Linked DNA regions of Homo sapiens: region 1 is linked to region 2. Evidence: read pairs that join two places in POLR2A ChIA-PET (ENCODE). Cell type or tissue: HepG2. All regions are shown on one strand. Links, peaks and the distances in the headings refer to the core of each region. The heading gives the core; the rest is flanking DNA. Region 1 has its middle 20 kb from the start of TMEM17. Region 2 has its middle 34 kb from the start of TMEM17.

Region 1 (5,381 bases), core at 65-5,064, 54 kb after region 2:
TTGTAGGTTGGAGATTTTTGTTTCTTTATTCCTTTATTTCCGTAGATTCAAGATCCAATTCCTAAGCTTCCTAGTCGAGTTGCAGAGGGAATTAAGCTTATTGGGAGAACCACATAGTTGGGTCCTATATGTTTGGATGGCAGTCATAACAGCTGTCAGAATTCCTCTTTATTAGTTGCTTTTAGGATTGTCCTAAGTATCATAGGTTCTCTAAGTTTTTTTTTTTTTTTTCAAAACTCATCCTTTATTTAAAAAAAAAGTTTGTCCATATATTGCTTGCTTGTTACAAATTGTCTACTCCTCCTTCATGGAAAATTCAACAATGTCAGTATCAGGGCCATGGTTTTTATTCTCCATTCAGCATCTTTCTATGACATTCATTTTAATAAATATAAGTAACTTTGCATTTGGGTCATACCTATCTACAGTAGCTATCTGTGTTAAAATTATCATATTGATCACTTTCAAAGCCACCCAGGAAGGCAAAAACAAGGACTCACAGACTCAAGAAGAGGAAATGACAAAGCTCGAGACGAATTCCAAAGGTAGATCAAGTTTGTGTGAACATACAATCTGAATCCAGGTCTGACAGCTGGCCATACAAAGTCATACTTTCCCCACATCCCTCCTCTTTGATAGGCATTGTCATCTAGAGCAATAGCCTCGAAATAGACTGAACACCGTGGCCCATAGCTTAACTCCGTTCCACCTCTATTTCAAAGTAAACTTGGGCTAGGAATGGTGGCTCACACCTGTAATCCCAGCACTTTGGGAGGCCAAGGCAGGCGGATCACCTCAGGTCAGGAGTTCGAGACCAGCCTGGCCAACATGGTGAAACCTCCGTCTCTACTAAAAATACAAAAATTAGCCGGGCATGGTGGCATGAGCCTGTAATCTCAGCTATTCAGAGGCTGAGGCAGGAGGATTGCTTGAACCTGGGAGGTGGAGGTTGCAGTGAGCCGAGATCGCACCACTGCACTCCAGCCTGGGCGACAGAGCGAGACTTCGTCTCGAACAAACAAAGTAAACTTGGAGTGGGGCCTGTGCAAGTTTTATTTTTTTATTTTAATTTTTTTGACTCATACTTTAGCTTCTTTATCCATTAAAGGGGATAATCCCACCCATTCACCTGTTTCACAGGCATTTTTAGGGTCAAATGAGGTATTTAAAAGGGCTTTTAAAAAAGTGAGGGCTTATTATCATGGTGGGCAGAATAATGATCCCCTAGAGATGTCTACATCCTAATCCCTAGAAACTGTGAATAGGTTACATGCAAAAGGGAATCCAGTTTGCAGATGGAACTGAGCTTGCCATTCAGCTGACTTTAAAATAAGGAGAGTATCTTGGATTATCCGATGCAATCACAAGAGAACCGAAATGAGGAAGAGGGAGGCAGAAGAGTGAATGTCAGAGTGATGTGATGTGAGAAAGGCCCGACCAGCTATGACTGGCTTTGAAGAAGGAACAGGCCATGAAACAAGGAATGTGGTGGCAAAAGGTAAGAAAATGGATTCTCCTTGAGCCTCCAGAAAGATGCACAGCCCTGCTGACACCTTGATTTTAGACCAGTGAGATCCATTTTGTTCTTCTGACCTCCAGGACTATAAGATAATAAATATGCATGGTTTTAAGCCACTAAGTTTGTGGTAATTTGTTACATAGCCATTGGAAACTAACACAATTATTAAGATGATTGAACTTCCAAGGACTGAAACAAGTTCTAGATGGATTCTGAGAGCTGAGTGAAATACACTGAGCAGCTCCCCGACCCCACATCACCCCCTTTACCCCCCAGTGTCTGCCTTGTAGATCAGCAAAGCGCATCCACAAGAGAAAGACAGCAGGTCCGGCAGGAGCACAGCAGCCAACCTGAGAGTGATGTAGCTGGGATTGGAGCTGTCCCTGGGATACCTGAGTAAGGGCCCATGCTAAAAATGACAGGAAGCTCATATCTGTCCCATATATTCGATGGGAACACCACCACTGTTACCAAAGTAGGCAGATGATCCTTGCATCCTGTCCCTTCCACTAGAACAGCATCCACTTTGTCTCTTTTCATTCCCTCTATTTTCAGTCTCCTCCAGGCTTCTCCAAACTAATTTCCCTGTTAGCAGGAGTTGGAGCTAGCCAAGAGTCTACCAAATCCCCTAGGGCCAAATGCCCAGGAACACCTCTGTGAGTCAGGTTCCAGATTCACAAACAGGGAAAAGTAACTGAGCAACTTCATTCTTATTCTATTCTTGCTGGAAGATCATTCCTACTTCACATACATCTCATCAGAGGGCCTCCAGGGACAGAGGCAGAGCAAATGCCAGATTTTAAAATTGTTTTCCTCTGGCTGTGCATTAACATTCTATTTCAGTCTTGACCCAAAGCCTGCTCAAGATATAAAGCTTGAGGGGAATTCCAAAGGTGGATCAGAGCCAAACTGATTTTTGTCCACATCTTCAGGCCCCAGTTCTCCCTCACCTCCAGCAGCCTTATCATTAGAATGAAAATCCTGCCCTGGAGGGTCCCCTATTCCTGCAGATTTACAGGCACCCAGCACCCCAGCCAGGCCTGAACCATTCTTTCCTGGTCAATTCAGCTTCCACAGGAGCGTCCACTCTGACCCACATTCCTGGAACGATTTCTTTTGCAAATCAGCAGGTTTTAAGCAAACAAGGGCACATTTCAGGACATTGAACTATGCAATTAGCTGAGGGTAAATTTGGCAAAGCATCTGGTCTGCTTACTAAAATGGAAATGGGGGAAAAAAAAGCACAGTTTTTAAAATTAAACATTCACTTTGTAAGGTCAATTCCGTGCAAATCTTCTTGAAATGACACAGGCACTGGCTCTGTACAAGAGGGTGGAGGGACTAGGATTCTTGGGGCTGTTCAGGAGCACCGTTCACTGATTGGGGCAGACACTGAACATGAGACAAGCATAATTCAGCGGTGCCAAAGAATGACAGCAAATAACCAGTTGTCTTCTGTTGGTGTCTCCAAAATCAACTTTCAGTAGGTTTTCACATTTTACTAAGTTTGAGCAGTAAAACTGCTAAAAGGATACATTGTGTTAATCAAATTAAAGGTATACTTCCTGATCTCTTGGGTCTTAGAACCTGTATCTTATATTAAAAGCTGCGTCCCACTCTTCTGTTGTATAAAGCAAGGTCAAAAGCACAGGCCAATAAGACTATAAAAGGGCAAAGTCGTGGTGGAAAATATACTCATTATTAGACCTTTTGAGCTACTTCCATTGCATGAATATTTTTGTTGAAGTTTTATCATCTCCTCTGAGAATTAGAAAGGCCAGTTTGAGATAATATTTCCAAAGACTAGAGTAAGATAATACATATACAAGCAGGACAATCAGGGAAGTAGGTTTTCGGGAGAAAGAAGTGGGGGAAGAAATAAGGGAATGTAGAAGTCTAATCAATGTTATCATTTCCCCACTTTTACAGCAATGGCATCCTCTGATGCAATAGACATTATGAATCAAGCTGGGCGTGGTAGCTTATGCCTATAATCCTAGCACTTTGGGAGGCCAAGGCAGGAGGATCACTTGAGCCAGGAGTTCAAGACCAGCCTGCACAACATGGTGAAACCCCATCTCTACAAAAATTACCCAAAAAATTAGCCGGGCGTGTTGGCACACACCTGTAGTCCCAGCTACTCAGGAGGCTAGGGTGGGAGGATTCCTTGAGCCTGGGAGGCGGAGGTTGCAGTAAGCTGAGATCATGCCATTGCTCTCCAGCCTGGGTGACAGGTGAAACCCTGTCTCAAAAAACAAAAAAATTATGAATTAGTTGGGAAAGCCATGACTGCTCTTCATTTATATCTCATTCTGCTTGTCTGAGGAATTTTTATGTAATTCTCCACCAGCTCACTCTATAGTATGACCATCCATTTTGGTCAAAGCTGAACTATTCCAAACAATATGGAAAACAGGAGTAAAAACAGGATTTCAGTAGTGACAAATACAGACTTGAAGCCATGAGAACATATCAAAACCCTCAAATAGAAGCTGGAAACCATGAAGAGTTTACATAACGTAAAGGGTCTTAGTGGGCCACAAACTGAACGAAAGTCAGCAGGTCTTAGAAGAGCAAGGATAATCCTTGGGAGGCTAGAAACAAGACCAGAACATGGGTGCACTGCATGTAATTGGGGAAGTTAGCTGCTAGCTCCATGTGACCATTTTTAATTTAAAAATTAATTAAATGTAAATAAAAGTTTAAATTCAGTTCCTTGGTCACACACACCACATTTCAAATGCTCAGCAGTCTCCTGTGGCTGATAGTGGCTGATAAGAGAAAGACAGCAAGACAGTAGGTCCAGCAGGAACATGGCAGCCAATCAGAGTGTGGCATAGCTGGAATCGGAGCTGCTCCCAGGAACCCTGAGAAGGGGCCCATGCTAAAAATGACAGGAGGCTCATATGCATCCCAACTGTTCAATGGGAACATCCCCTAACCCCTGGAACAGGAAAGCGCAGATATAGGTTCCCACCATTGCAGAAAGTTCTAATGGATGGTGCTGCTCTAGAGAAAGAGGGCCCTGCAGATGGTCTGGAAAGACACCAACCAAATCATTGGGAAATGAAACTTTGAAAAATGCAATAAAAGTGAAATTAACTTTCTTAAGCTTTGAAGGGAAAATGGTGAAGAGTGGCTTTAGGCTTTAAAATGGTGATAACTGTTGAGTGAAGACCAGATTTTTTCCACTTGTTTGAAGAGCTAAGGCAGGAAATTTTAACTTAGTCATAGAGAAACTCTCCTTTCCTTGTGAGGTGACTGGATGCTGGAATGGGAAGGAACACTTTCAAATCTGTATCGTAGGCCGGGTGTGGTGGCTCACACCTGTAATCCCAGTGCTTTGGGAGGCCGAGGCAGGTGGATCATCTGAGGTCAGGAGATCAAGACCAGCCTGGCCAACGTGGTGAAACCCCTGTCTCTCCTAAAAATACAAAAATTAGCCGGGCGCGGTGGCACGTGCCTGTAATCCCAGCTACTCAGGAGGCTGAGGCAGGAAAATTACTTGAACCCAGGAGGCGGAGGTTGCAGTGAGCTGAGATCCTGCCATTGCATTCTAGCCTGGGTGACAAGAGTGAACTTGTCTCAAAAAAAAAAAAAAAAAAATGTATCCTGGGAAATACATAAAAATAAGGTAGCAACTTAATATCTAGGGTTTAGGATTTGGGGGACTGACTAGAATGAACTTCACCTTAATCATCTATTTGCTTTGTCTGTTCAAGGCCTCCATACGGAGAATGCAAATGACAGGCATAAATAAGGAAGGACTGCTGCATGAATCCCAGAGGTTTTTGCTTTGCTTGCCTTTTCCTACAGAGCCTGTAATCCCAAAACAAAGCCTTCGCTCTTGACCTCAAAATCT
Region 2 (5,381 bases), core at 146-5,145:
CTTGTTAATTATGTTGTTCTAATCTTTCTCCTTACTGATTTGGTCAACTTTATCTAGGTATTTAACAGCTTAGAATTCTTACATCTTCTTGGAAGACCGAACCTTTTTTATTTTTTTATTTTTTTTCTTATTATTTTTATTATTTTTATTATTTTTTTGAGACAAGGTCTCGCTCTGTCACCCAGGCTGGAGTGCAGGGGCGGAATCTCTGCTCACTGAACCTTCCACCTCCTGGGTTCAAGCAATTCTCCCACCTCAGCCTCTCGAGTAGCTGGGATTACAGTGGCACACCACCATGCCTGGCTATCTTTTGCATTTTTAGTAGAGACAGGGTTTCACCACGTTGGCCAGGCTGATCTCCAACTCCTGGCCTCAGGTGATCCACCCGCCTTGGCTTCCCAAAGTGCGCGGATTACAGGCATGAGCCACCACGCCCGGCCTGAACCTTTTTTATTTATGAAACTCTTTATGAAATGTTCTCTTTATCTTTCGTGAAGGTTTTTGCCTTAAGGGTTATTTTGTCTGATACTAATATAGCAACACCAACATCCTCTTGGTTAGTGTCTGCGTGATACAATTTTTTTTCACGCTCTTATTCTTAACATTTTTGAATCCTTATGTTTTAAATGTGACTTAAGAGAATATACCTGCATTCTTTAAAACACAATATATACTACCAGTCAGTCTTTGCTTATAAATTGAGTAGTCTATTTTACTTATTGATACATTTGGATTTATTTTCACCATCTTATATTGTGCTTTTTATGTATCTTGAACCTTCAATATTTTGTTTTTTCCTCTATTCTCATCTACTTTGTATTATTCTTCTCTTTCCACTTTTTCCCTTTATAGTTAAAAAGTTATACATTCTTGGTAGTTATGCTAGAAATTTTAACTTGGAAACTTAATATCTTTACCATCCTACCACACAATAAACACTTTAATTCTGATCCTCCCCTCCCAGTTACATGCTATTGACAGCTGTGTATTTCATTTCTATCTTGTTTTTTCAGCCCCTTAAGATATTATTTTTTAAAAAGATATTTTTTTAAAAAATTATTGATCTTTGTAGCCAATATTTATTTACAATTAAGCACATATTCAGCACTCTCCTTGCTCCTCATTCTTTTATTCATCTCTGACCTTCCTTGTTCCCTTTCTTCCTGCCTAAATAGCAGCCTTTAGAATTTCCTTTAGTGAGGGTCTATTGATGGCAAACTCTGTTTTTGTTTCTTTGAAGGTGTCTGACTTTGTCATTGTTTTTGAAAGATAATATTCAAATTCTGGTTGACAGTAATTTTCTTTCAACACATTGAAAATGTTAAACTTTTTCTGGCTTCTGTAACTGTTAAGAAGTCTAATTGCCCTGTTGAAAGTACGCTAATCTGTCTTATCTTTCTCTGGCTGCTTTTCAACTTTTTTTCTTTGTTTATGGTATTCTGTAGTTCAACTACATGATGTCTAAGTGTGAATGTCCTTTTATTTATCCTTATTGGGATTGTTGGGCTTTTAAAAACTGTGGTTTGTCATTTCTAAAAAATCCTCAGCCATTACCTCTTCAGTTATTACCTTTGCCCTTCTCCTTCTCTCCTGTCTGTCTGGAACTCCAATTAGATAATTGTTATATTTTTCACAAGACTGTCTTCATGTTTTATAACCTTTCATTCATATTTTCTGTCTCTTAGGGCTACATTCTGGAAATTTTCTTGGATCTATCCATCTGAATCTATTCTCCAGTTGTGATTATTCTGCTGTTAAACCTGTCTATTGTATTTTTAATTTGAAATATTACCTGTTAAACTTCTAGTAGTTCTTTCAGGTCTTCTTCAAATCTTCTGGTCATGTTTTATGCATATTTTCATTTTTTTCTCTTATTTCTTTTAATATATTTAATAGGCTTATTTTATGTTCTGTGTTTAGTAATTTCAATAGCTAAAGCTTTGCAGTCTGATTCTGTTATTCATGTTTATGCTGGCCTTTGCTCATGCTACATTATTGCTATGGTTTGGTTTGTCCCTGCCAAAACTCATGTTGAAATTTCATTCCCAATGTGGCAGTGTTGGGAGTGGGAGCCTAGTGGGAGGTGTTTGGGTCCTCATTAAAGGATTATGGGGGTGGATTCTTCATTCATAGATTAATGCCCTCCTGCTGGGGTGAATTTTTGCTTTTGTGAGAATGAATTATTTCGGAGAGACCAGGTTGTTAATGTCTGGCTTCTTCTCTTGCCGTGGGATCTCTTTGCAGGTATCCCCTCCCCTTCTGCTGTCTGCCATAGTGGAAACAGCCTGAGGCCCTTGCCAGATATAGATGTTCAAACCTGGACTTTCCAGCCACCAGAATCGTCAGCCAAATAAACTTCTTTTCTTTCTAAATCATCCAGTTTCAGGTATTCTGTTATAGCAACACAAAACTGACTAGAGCAATTATTTCCTTTTGCATTTTGTGATTTTGACCATGAGCTTGTATTTTTTTTAGAATTTATTGATGAGAAGCCATCGAGGCCTGTGTTGAAGATGGGTACTTCTAGAATAGGTTTGCATTTGTTTCTGTCAGTTGCCTGGAAACTACAAATTAAGGTTTACTGTGAACTTAATTCTTGACTTGAATTTTTTGGACTCTAAAGAACAGTGTGAATTTGAGCTGCAAGACTGTGTGAGTGCTGGCTATGTTATGAGTTCTCAGGGGAGATGTTTTTTTCTCCCTCCATTTAAAGTCAAGTCTCAAGGCAGGCAATTTTCCTTACAATACTCTGGGGCTTGGGGAAAGGCAGTAAGTTAATTTGTAACCCATCCTTACACAAACAGTGTAATCTTTTGTGGACCCAGCTCTAAGCAGAGGTGGAAGGGACTACAGTTAGACTCACTCTGTGTACACGTTGACCACTGTATTCACTTATTCACTCATGTGAATTTGGCAGATACTCTCAAGGCAAAAACCTCTCCAGGTTTCTGCTTATACTCAGGAGTAAGGAATACTCAGAGGTCAAGTATTAGATGCAAGTGGAAACCCAAGAAACCTCTCCAAGTGGAAACTTCTCCTGTGGAAACCTCTCCTATGGAAACCTCTCCTATGGAAACCTCTCCTGTGGAAAACTCTCCTGGGTTTCCACTTGCATATAATACTTGACCTCTGAGTATTCCTTACTTCTGCCAGCATAAACATGCACTTCAAAAGATTAAAAAATACTTTGTTAATTATTTGTAGTTGTTTTCAGTGAGCTATCATTCAAGGTATGTAGTCTGTCATACTGCCAGACATGGAAGTCCCTCTGCTGCTGCCTGAGGCTTAAAAGTCAATTTCAAGGGTTTCTTCCTTGGTCCTCCCCTCTTCTCATTCTACAGGCCCTCTCCCTCTAGACAGTTTTACTCATTCCCACTACTTTGGTGCTCCTTACCAATTAGTCCCTGACCTATACCTCTGTGTGTTTTCTATAGCTGCTGAAACAACTTTATCACAAATCTGGTGGTTAAAAAATACCATGTACTATCTTATAGTTCTAAAGGCCAGAAGTCTGAAGTCAGTTCCAACAGGCTAAAGTCAATGTATCAGCAGGGCTGGTTTCTCCTGGAGGCTCTAGAAGAGAATCCCTTCTCTGCCTCTTCCAGCTTCTGGGAGATTATTGCTTTCCTTGGATTGTGATTCCTTCTCACATCATTCCTTCCTCTTGCTTCCACTGTTACATCTATTACTCCCTCTGCTGTAGTCAAATCTCCCTCTGTCTCTCTTTTATGAGGACACTCGAGACTATATTTAGGGTCTACCTGGATCTCCAGGATCATCTCCCTATCTCAAGATGCCTTACTTGGCTGGGTGTGGTAGCTCATCCCTGTAATGCCAGCACCTTGGGAGGCCTAGGTGGGAGAATTGCTTGAGCTCAGGAGTTTGAGACCAGCCTGGACAACATAATGAGACCCTGTCTCTACAAAAAATAAAAAATTAGCCAGGCGTGGTGGTGCACGCCTGTAGTCCAAGCTACTCAGGAGGCTGAGGCAGGAGGATTGCTTGAGCTCAGGAAGTTGAGGCTGCATTGAGCTGTGTTTGCACCACTGCACTCCCATCTCAAAAAAAAAAAAAATTCCCTAACTTAATCACATGTGTAAAGTTTCTTTTGCCATGTAAGGTAACATCCACAGGTCCCAGGGATTAGAATCTGGGTATGTTTGGGGGCCATTATTCAGCCTACTACAACCTCCAATCCTCAGCTGCAGACTCAAACTTTCAGTTTCTTTCTCAACTTTTCTCATTACCCAGGCGCTTTAAACTCACTTTTATCTAAAACTGAACTATATTCACCAGCTGTTAGTGACATCACCATCTTCCCAAGCATCCAAATGCAAAGTCAGTATATACTGCTTCTTTTTTCACCCTTTGTCTCCAAACAGTCACTGAGTCCTTATCTAATCTACCTCTAAAAGGTCTCAAATCCAGTCCTCTTCCTTATTCCCACTGCTACTGCTTTCCAGATCTTGTTATCTACTATAATTGTGACCTAACTGAATTTCTTACCTCTGTTTTTCTATGGCCATTAACCTGTTGCCTTGAGTTATCCTTTTTTTTTTTTTTTTTTTTTTTTTTTTTTTTTGAGACAGGGTCTCACTTTGTCACCCAGGCTGGAGTGCAGTGGTGCAATCTCAGGTCACTGCAGCCTCGACTTCCTGGGCTCAAGCCATCCTCCCACCTCAGCCCACTGAGTAGCTGGGACTACAGGCATGCACCACCACACCCAGCTAAAGTTTTTTTTTCTTATTTTTTGCAGTGACAAGGTTTTTCCATATTGCCCAGGCTGGTCTTGAACTCCTGAGCTCAAGTGATCTTGCCTGCCTTGGCCTCCCAAAGTGCTCAGATTACAGGTATGAGCCACCACACCCAGCTATCTTTCTACAACCCAAATGACTAAGTACTGTCTTCTTAAAACTTCCTCAATGGTTCTACCGCTGTCTACTCCATAAAATCCAAGATCATTCAAGGCCCTTTGCAATCTGGCCATAAAGTGAGAGACCAGTCTCATCTTTGCCATGCTCTACTGAGTACTGTGTGTTCTAGGCGACCAAACTTTATCGTATCCTGAACAATCCAGCCTCAGCGCTTTTACATCTCTTCAAGACGCAGCTGAATGCTTAAGTTTTCTGAGACGTGTTGGGAGACCCCGCCACACAGTTAGAATTAATGCTCTATTAACACTCGAGATATTGATTCAATCATTTACTGAGGGTCAGCTATGTCTAGGACTCTACGGTAAGCATTGGGCATGAAATGGTGAACAGGATGCAGACAGATCTTTTCCTCACAGGGTTCATAGTCTAGAGAGGGCTCCAGACAAGTGAACAGGCTGTTATAATATCATGCAAGTGTTCTGACAGGAAAGCGTAAGATGGTATAGG

The links. Peaks named below come from ENCODE experiments on the same cell type or tissue, not always from the same donor. Only the 100,000 strongest peaks of a DNase experiment are listed, where the experiment ranks them.
Region 1: POLR2A ChIA-PET joins it to region 2 with 10 read pairs; 4 of 35 experiments call an interaction of 5 or more read pairs at or near these places.

Annotation. Positions count from the first base shown.
Region 1 is chr2:62,483,344-62,488,724 of GRCh38, reverse strand. It overlaps a transcript of TMEM17 not described here. Among named protein-coding and RNA genes, the nearest start is that of TMEM17, 20 kb to the left of the region's middle. In HepG2, for the core only: no CTCF peak of the experiment used is centred there; a DNase peak (open chromatin) is centred at 2,654.
Region 2 is chr2:62,537,904-62,543,284 of GRCh38, reverse strand. No RefSeq gene overlaps it. Among named protein-coding and RNA genes, the nearest start is that of TMEM17, 34 kb to the right of the region's middle. In HepG2, for the core only: no CTCF peak of the experiment used is centred there; a DNase peak (open chromatin) is centred at 2,824.